Regions from separate parts of the Homo sapiens genome. Here region 2 is linked to region 1. A link is a contact called in ENCODE Hi-C or POLR2A ChIA-PET data. All regions are on one chromosome and are shown on one strand. Each heading gives the region's core, a stretch centred on a gene start or an enhancer-like site at or near the end of the contact. The rest is flanking DNA. Distances are from core to core; before and after follow the strand shown. Region 1 has its middle 57 kb from the start of LINC02225. Region 2 overlaps RMEL3 (enriched in melanoma 3).

Region 1 (4,423 bases), core at 414-2,913:
AGGGTTTAAAAAGTTTTAATTTATTTACTGAAATTTTAATGTGTTACTGGAGTAAAGCACATATGTTTCAATCTTCCACATTTAATCCAAGTCCCAAATACTCTTTTGAAATTCTAGCTAATAATACTATATACCGTTATGAATCTTTTTTTTATAGAGGAATAAATCAAGACTAGGAGAAGTTAACTTGCCCAAGGTTGTGCAAATAGTAAGTGATGATTCCACTTGCTAATAAAAGTCTTGTTAGTTTCTTTCCAGCACACTGCCTTTTACTGTAAGGCACAGTTCCCGTTTTAAAGAGTTTATAGTTTTTGTGGGGAGGTAAAACTTGTGCACAGATGTAAGAATACAATACATTAAATGTCAAGAAAAAGAAAAATGGCCCAATGTGCAATGGGAATTCAGAGAAAAGAGAAATGTTTTCCTACCCATTTCTTTGTGTCTGAAATGCCACTTGGCATGAACTACACGTCTTTCAGTTCTGTAGGAACATTTCTTCATACCGAAATCTTATTTTAAGGGATAAAACCTCTATTCTTCAGCCAGTTGGAATTTGACAGTATTCCATGAAGTAACTGGAGAGGAGTGGGCAATAATATGAATTCTCAAATGACAACAACCCTTAAGGTGATATTTTAGAAAAAAAGAGTAAGATTTTTCAATACATGTCTATGAGTATATTTGACTTTAAAGACATTCAAGAGAGAATTTTTGCCTGTATTTTTTTTCCACTGATAATACATAGTCCTTGATCTTGTTACATATGAAGTGTATGTCTGTATCTCTCTGTCAAATATTCAAATATGGTTTATGATCATATCTACATCTGTCCAGACTTGAGGTTTTTTTTTTTTTCATGGCTAGCTAGGACTACTATCACTCATGCCACTTACACTCTGTGAATCCAAAGCACTATCTCCATTTGCATCCCAGAAGGCAGAATCACATCGTGGATTGGGGAACAGTCTCTATAGCCAATTGGACCGTGCTCCACTCCAGGGTCTCCCTTTACCTTCTTGCCATGTGATGTTGAGCTATTTCACTAAACCTCTCCCTTCATGTCTTATATTTCTTATCTGTAAAATGGGGATAATGGTGGAATCTAGGTCATAGTGTTTTATGAAGGTTAATAGATAAAATCAATGTGATGCACTTAGAATAGTGTCTGGTACACAGAAAATACTATATGATCATCATTTCTTCTTCTAGGAACGTCAGGCAGAAGCAATCTCTAAGGGTCACTTATGCATCAGGTTCTATTTTGTTTGCTGTAGGAGAAGTTTTTTCAATCATATGTTCGTTATTTTATCTTGAAACCATTTATTGAGTGCCTGCAGATACAATGGATTGCAAAATTAGACATGTCACTGCCTTCCTAGAATCCTGAGCATAGTGAAGAGACAGTCATGGCTCAACTAATTATACAAATAAATGTAAGATTACAACCATGGTAAGTGCTAGGAAAGACAGGCTTCATGACTCCTTATTACATTTGAATACACAGAGTTTAGTGCCTAACAGAGCAAAATTGTGTGTTTCTTGAAGAATCCAAGTGCTTTAATGCCAAAGAAGGGAAGGGCTGCTCAGTGCAGAAACTGAGAACATCCTGAGAAACTAATTAAAACCTTCCTATTTGATGACACCCATAGGATGGGAATCGCTTCCTCTCTCGACTTTCCTTGACACAACTTGCTCAGGAGGAATGCAAAGGATGGGTGGGATCTTCCCCAGCATGAGAGTGAAAGGAAGCCACATACCAAAGAGATGACGGTGGCACAAGAAATGCTGCAGCTGCTAATTCCACCTCCACCCTGTGGGACAACTGCTTAGCAATATTTCAAAGGCAAAAACAAAGTACAGGAAAAAAGAAAAAAAATGGATTTAACAACTTCCTTGACTGGAGGTCTGGATAAGAGTGGAGCACATTTTAAAGTGGACTTTATGGCAGAAATACATGTGGCTTTACAGACATCTGTGCCTGGGATTCACAGAGCCCAAGTGTACATTTGTACATGAAGCACAATCAGCTATTCAAGGCATTTGGCAAGAAACTGGAATATTGATGCCATTTCAATATAATACGTGTTCATCTCCTGTGCATCACTAATGCCAGTTTTACCAGAAAGCTGTAGCTGAGAATTCCATCCAGAATTCTTTCTGCCATTCTTCATTACCAGTGCTTGAAAGGGCAGTGTCCTCCTGCTGAACTTTTAAATTGTTAATTTCAGAAAAATACATTCCCTTTCAGTTTTATGTAACACACGAAGAGAAAATGAGTTTAAGAGTGGAGACAGAGTGTCATATATCAATGGCTGGGAAACAAAATTTAAAGAGAATGAACTCAAGAGATCTACAGCATAAAGACTATAGTTAATAACAATGTTTTACATACTTAAAAATTAATAAGAGAATCAATTTGAAGTGTGTTCACCACAAAAAAATGATAGGTATGTGAGGTAATGCATATGTTGATTAGCTTGATATAGCCATTCCACAATATATACGTATTTCAAAACATCATGTTGTACATATAAATATAGTTTTTATTTTGCAATTTAAAAAATTGTTCTCATTTGACCTTTGTACTTCCCTGACTATATTTCTGTGTCTCTATATCCCATTTATCTGCTTGTCTGTCTATCTTCACCTCATTCACTTTCTCTTCCTTCAAGCTTTCACATTGCATGTCATTGTTTGATGGCTCTGCAGTCAGGATGGACAATTAAGAGACTGTTTCCCGAACATCCACTATGAGTTGGGTAGGAATGTCTTTGAACTCATGAAAATTGCCATCTGGAAGTGAAGACAAATATGAGACATACTTAAAAGTGTGATGAGTGTCAAGAAAAGAAATACATAGGATACTCTGGAATCAAATAGCGATAGTAACAGTAATAACAACTAAGGTTAATTCCATGCTCACTATGTACCCAGGCACTCTTCTCAGTGATTTATATGTATTATTAATTTTAATGTACATATCACATCCATGAGGTAATGTACTATCACTTTCCATTTTATAGATGTGAAAATTAAAGCCCAGAGGGATTAAATACTTAAGTATTTTTCCAAGGCTGCCCAGATAGAAAGCGGTGCACTGTGATTTGAACCATGTGGTTTGGCTACTGCGCCTCTGTGCACTCTAAGTACACTCTTATACACAAGAGAATTTAGCTTGATCTGCCTGGAGAAAGTGTACTACAGTTTAAAATAATATTAATACATTTTGGGGATTTATTTGAGTACTCCTTTAATAAATGTGAGCAAATATTTTTCTCTTTAAAAATTAAGGTAGATTGAAAATAAACATAAAATGCCTCTAAATGTAAAGTAGTGGGATCCTGGGAAAAAATGGCTATGAAGGAAACGCTAGTGCAATTCACATAAAGTGAGGCATAATGCATCAATATCGGTTTCTCAGTTGTGACAAATATACAATTGTAAGATGTTAACAACAGGGGAAAATGGGTAAGGAATACACAGGGGTTCTCTGTATTATAATATCTTTGTAACTTTTCTGTAAATCTAAAACTCTTCTGAAATTAAAAATTTACTTAATCAAAAAAGAAACGAAAAGAAAATATCTGCTAGACTGATCAACCCCCATTAAGCATGTATTAGTTGCAAACTAAACAGTTCTCTAGAAAAGGCAACTCCTCTTTGGCACGTTCTCTCTGCTACTCAGGCAGGCAGCACGGCAGCATCTTCAGCATCTCACAGGGCATCTGTGCCCATTTGTTTCTTGGCCTCTTACCTGGTCAGGCCACGCAGATCATACATTTTTGCAACACCATCCTCTTTAACCTGTATATCAATGTACTCAGCATCATTTCCTTGCCCTTTTCCTGTTCAGTAGAAACTGGTAGCCCTTGTCCTGATTCCACCCAATAAAATAGTATCTTAACAACTTTGCTCCTTTGGATCTTTAAGTGGTGTATTCTTAATCCAGTACTGATACCTGGGCCATCAGATTTGGCCCTGTCCTGCAGGGTTTCGCTCATTCTGTGGAAGCTGCCAGTCTGAAGCCTGGGAGACCTAGACCATGAATGGTTCCTGTGGAAATCAAGCACCCACAGAGACTTCTCTGGCTCACACGGGCGGCGTTTTTGAGTATTTTAAAAAAGAATTTAAGAACTGACAGTCTCTCCAATACGGCAAATAACTTCCTATGGAAGAGGGAGAAGCCAGGTAGATGAGGAATCAAAACAACACACTTCAGTTCAGTAATTTGCAAAAGAGTGAGGCCAACTTTAGTTAGGGAGTAAGGTTTATCTCCACAAAGTTCCAATGACTCTGCCTTCTAATAGAGTCATTCTAATATTTCTCAAATGCATCCCCTCCTGTGTCAGTCAGGGTCCAACCAGGAAATGAAAAATCTCTTCAAATATTTTAAAAGAGAGAATTTATAGAGCAGATTGTTGTA
Region 2 (4,123 bases), core at 1,197-3,696, 340 kb before region 1:
ATTGGCCGGGTGCAGTGGTTCATGCCTGTAATCCCAGCACTTTTGGAGGCCGAGGCGGGCGGATCACGAGGTCAGGAGATCAAGACCATCCTGGCTAACACAGTGAAACCCCGTCTCTACTAAGAATACAAAAAAAAAAAAAAAAAAAAAAATTAGCCAGGCGTGGTGGCGGGAGCCTGTAGTCTCAGCTACTTGGGAAGCTGAAGCAGGAGAATGGCGTGAACCCGGGAGGCGGAGCTTGCAGTGAGCAGAGATCGTGCCACTGCACTCCAGCCTGGGTGGCAGAGCCAGACTCCGTCTCAAAAAAAACAAAAACAAAAACAAAAATTAGACTCTCATTAAAGCAGAAAAAATATTTTGGTAATCTTACCATCCAGAGATAATCACTATTCTTGTTTTTACGTACATAGTTGAGACCTTTATGTATGTTAAATTTTGTATCTTTCTCACACATCCATATCACGAACATTTCCTCTAAATTATATAAAACATAAGCAAGAAATAAATTGATAAAGAGGAGCTTATGGTACATATCTTTTATAGGTCCTTTCCTTCTATAAGGTAAAATAATTTAATGAATTGGACTAGATACAATATTCTGAAATTGGGTGGAGGGTAGTGCCAATTTTAAATTATCCTGTCTACCTATCAAGTCATGTTTGCTTTTATTGGGTGGGTGCTCAGAATATGTGATCCTTGAAGAAATAAGCATCCATGTCTATGGAGACATGACATCACCTTTGGGAAAATGACTTTGTGACAATTTATCTTACTGTATTTGACAATAACAGTGACATGTTATATATGCAGAGTGCTGCTTATGAACTTTTAAGAGCTTTCTCTTGCTGTATCTCACTCAATTCTGACAATAACTCCATGAAGTAGGTAAATAGACAATTTTTTGTATCCCCAAAACATTAATATTTAATATAATGTAAATGTTACTAACAGTGTCTATCTTAAATAACACCTTGCATTTCTTCAGGATAGTGCTTTCTCAGGTAATATTGCATGAGATTCTTTGTTTAGGAGAATTGGGCTATAGGAAATTCATAGAAATGCTGGAATGCTAATGGAAATTTCATGCCTTGCCTATTTCTCTCCATCCACCCATCCATCCATCCATCCATCCATCCATCCTCCATCCATTGACTTGTAGTCTGACGGCTATAAAAGAGGTCACATGGATTATCAGATAATTCTTCTTTTTGGCCAATTGTGGAATCATGTCTTAGTGATAACACAGGTTTCTCTTCTCTTGCTCTGATGGTAGTTCCCTCAACATTTTCCCTTGGAATAAAATAAGGTCTGGATAGTAGTATTTGCAGGACCCCAGCAAGGGTAGAGGTGGGAAGTGGGAAAGGATGCTCCATTAAAACAGTGAGGAGGAAGAGCCATCCGATTTTATGCAGCTGCAAACTGAATGATGAACTGGACTGGGATCTGCAGGACTTGATGGGCCAGTCAGAATAAAATGTCCTAGTCTTTTTAAACAACAGTTTCTTTGCCTAAAACACAGAAATAGAATTCACACCTATTTCAAAGGCATGTTGTGAAGATCAAAATAAGTTTTTGCATCATTTTAAGATGTTTTGGAACCCTTGTGTTAAAGGAATTGGAAGCTTTCTACCTCTGGTGCATGAAAAATAACCAAAGTTCAGCCCATGCAGCCATGAAGAAGCTTGAGAAAGACCACCGCTAAGAATGGAAAGGGGGCCTATAACTCTGGTACACTATACTCCTGCAGCCCAAGAGCCAGCTTCTCCAAAAACTACAGGACGGAAGTGCAAAATCCCTCTCTATGCTCTTCTCAAAGCTCTTAGAGAAGTCCTTTTGGCTCTGTTATCCGCATGGGTTCTCTGTGTGTGTGTGTGTGTGTAGGAATAACAGCATGTTTGGCTGGTGGAACACCTCTGTCTTCTGAACCCTGGTTCTTCTTGATTTTCCTTTAATTAGAGTTGATTTAATTATTAAAGTTTCCTATTTTTTTTTAAGAAGGCAAGGAGTTCTATTGATTTATAATTTCCCTAGAGCTTATTGTTGTCTTGCTATGACCCAAAGAAAAGCGTGTGTGGAAAGAGAGGTCCTATCAGAGAGTTCTGAGGCCACTGATTGACCCTCCTCTTTCTACCCTAACTAAATATGAAAATAAAAGCAGGCAGCAAACATCTGTTATCTTTATCAGAAACCTGGACTTTCAGTTTCATACCACACACGTGAAATGGAGAAAACAAATTAACTGAAGGCACTGTAGACTCTGAGTCACATAGATGTATTTTTAATTTTAAACAATTGCTTGTCACAAAACTCAAAGTATTTTTTTTTCTTTTCAGTGTAGGAACGTGGGAAATGAGTGCGTAGTGTGCCTGCAGGGCTTGGACCTCGTGCCCTTGGAGCTAGGAACACGGTGCTTTTGGGATTCTCTTTCTATCCCCTAGATGGCAGCAACATTCTTTAGAGCCTAACTGGTAAAAACAAACAAACAAACAAAAAAAACACCTATGGAAAAGCTGCAAGTCCTGCCTGTTTAGTCTTGGCTTTCAAATTTACATAGTACCTTTACTGTGCTATTTATGTGACTGCTTGGCTTAGTGAGTCTACTATTTATTAATGAGAATACATGACTTTCTCTGTTGTATGGAAAAATAATGGTTTTGTATATCTAGGTCTGTTGGTATCTCTAGACCAGGGTTTCTCGCATTGACATGATTGACGTTTTGGGCTGCATAATTCTTTGTGGTAGGGAGCTGTGCATTGAAAGATGTTTAGCAGCATCCTTGGCTTTTACCCACCCACTAGATTCCAGTGGTACTTCTTCCCTCCCCACCTCAGTCATGACAACCAAAAATGTCTCCAGATATTGCCAAATATTTCCCGGGGGGCAAAATCAGCCCTGGCTGAGAACCACTGAATTAGGTTGTTTTACTTATCTCCAAAGATTAGCTCCTGTATTACTATCATTTAATTTTGTAGGGATGGTTAAATTAAAGCATATCTACTTACACTTTTTCTTTTCTTTTTCTTTTTTTTTGAGATGGAGTCCTGCTCTGTCACTCAGGCTGGAGTGTAGTGGTGCGAACTTGGCTCACTACAACCTCTGCCTCCTGGGTTTAAGCAATTTTCCTGCCTCAGCCTCCCAAGCAGCTGGGATTACAGGTGCCTGCCACCATGCCCAGCTAATTTTTGTATTTTTAGTAGAGACAGGGTTTCACCATGTTCACCAGGCTGATCTCGAACTCCTGACCTCAAGTGATCTGCTCACCTCGGCCTCTCTACTTATAATTTAAATATATTCTATTTTTTTATTTGTTTGCTTGGGGGATACTTTTTCTGGAGGAGAAAGAAATGAGGCTGAAAAGACAAAGATACATGTAAAGACGTTGCACATCTTACCTCCAAATGAGAAGATTGAGGTTTTCAAATTATAGCTTCCTATTAATAATAGCCACACATATATACTTTTGTTACTTTTTATTCCTTTTGATTTTAACTAGCCTGGCTGAATATGAATGATGGGAAGGAGAAAAGCAAAAGGGGGTTATACTTGAAAATTGTTTTAGTCTATGAAAAAGGCTCAAAGAATTATAGAAGGATTGTGGAGATCACTCGGTCCAACTTGTGAGCCTTAAATCTGGGGTGCAGTAGTTATGGTGTAAGCTGAGGAGGAGCCAGGGCAGTATCATCACAGGTGCTCAGCCCAATGGCCTCTCCTTGGTGAGGAAGGTGAAGCCAATTTGAAAGCAAAGAGAGAGATTCGGTTCTCTGCAAAAAACAAACAAAACCAAAGCCAGTCCCTCCTCCACCCAATCTTCCATTGTAAATTCTGAGAAGGGAGCACCAGGCCTGGAGGATGCTGTCAGAACAGGACTCCTGAGGAATTAGATGCACCCGAGATGGCGATGGGACCCAGGTGTAATAACCAACACTCCACCTTCTATTAAATAGGAACTTTCTTCTGATTTGTTCCAAACACTCCCCACACTCGGAGAGCATTCCAGTGAAGTGGGTGGAGAAGGAAACAGATGTGAGACCAGATGCAGATCTGAACAAATTTGTTAGGTGAGTTCACGGATCCTTCCTTCTTTGGGAAGTGTTAGAGAAAGGAGGGAATTTCTGGAAACCA

What was found. Hi-C counts contacts between places; a loop is a spot of excess contacts on that map. ChIA-PET counts read pairs that join two places held with the same protein, here RNA polymerase II (POLR2A). Pooled maps may share reads with other maps.
Region 2: a map of PC-9 shows a loop between it and region 1 (7-fold over the local background). The contact joins two enhancer-like sites. A Hi-C loop is called at or near these places in 2 of 168 maps with a recorded cell type or tissue (PC-9 and endothelial cell of umbilical vein) and 3 of 50 pooled maps. POLR2A ChIA-PET finds 5 or more read pairs at or near these places in 2 of 52 experiments (MCF 10A and PC-9).

Annotation. Positions count from the first base shown.
Region 1 is chr5:57,840,093-57,844,515 of GRCh38, forward strand. No RefSeq gene overlaps it. Among named protein-coding and RNA genes, the nearest start is that of LINC02225, 57 kb to the right of the region's middle. Within about 2 kb of position 1,664, at least 7 of the 41 ENCODE cell types and tissues checked have a DNase peak (open chromatin) inside an H3K27ac peak, as active enhancers do; they include PC-9, where a contact is called at or near this core.
Region 2 is chr5:57,497,156-57,501,278 of GRCh38, forward strand. The region is part of intron 3 of RMEL3 (enriched in melanoma 3); the gene reads left to right. Among named protein-coding and RNA genes, the nearest start is that of ACTBL2, 16 kb to the left of the region's middle. Within about 2 kb of position 2,447, at least 3 of the 41 ENCODE cell types and tissues checked have a DNase peak (open chromatin) inside an H3K27ac peak, as active enhancers do; they include PC-9, where a contact is called at or near this core.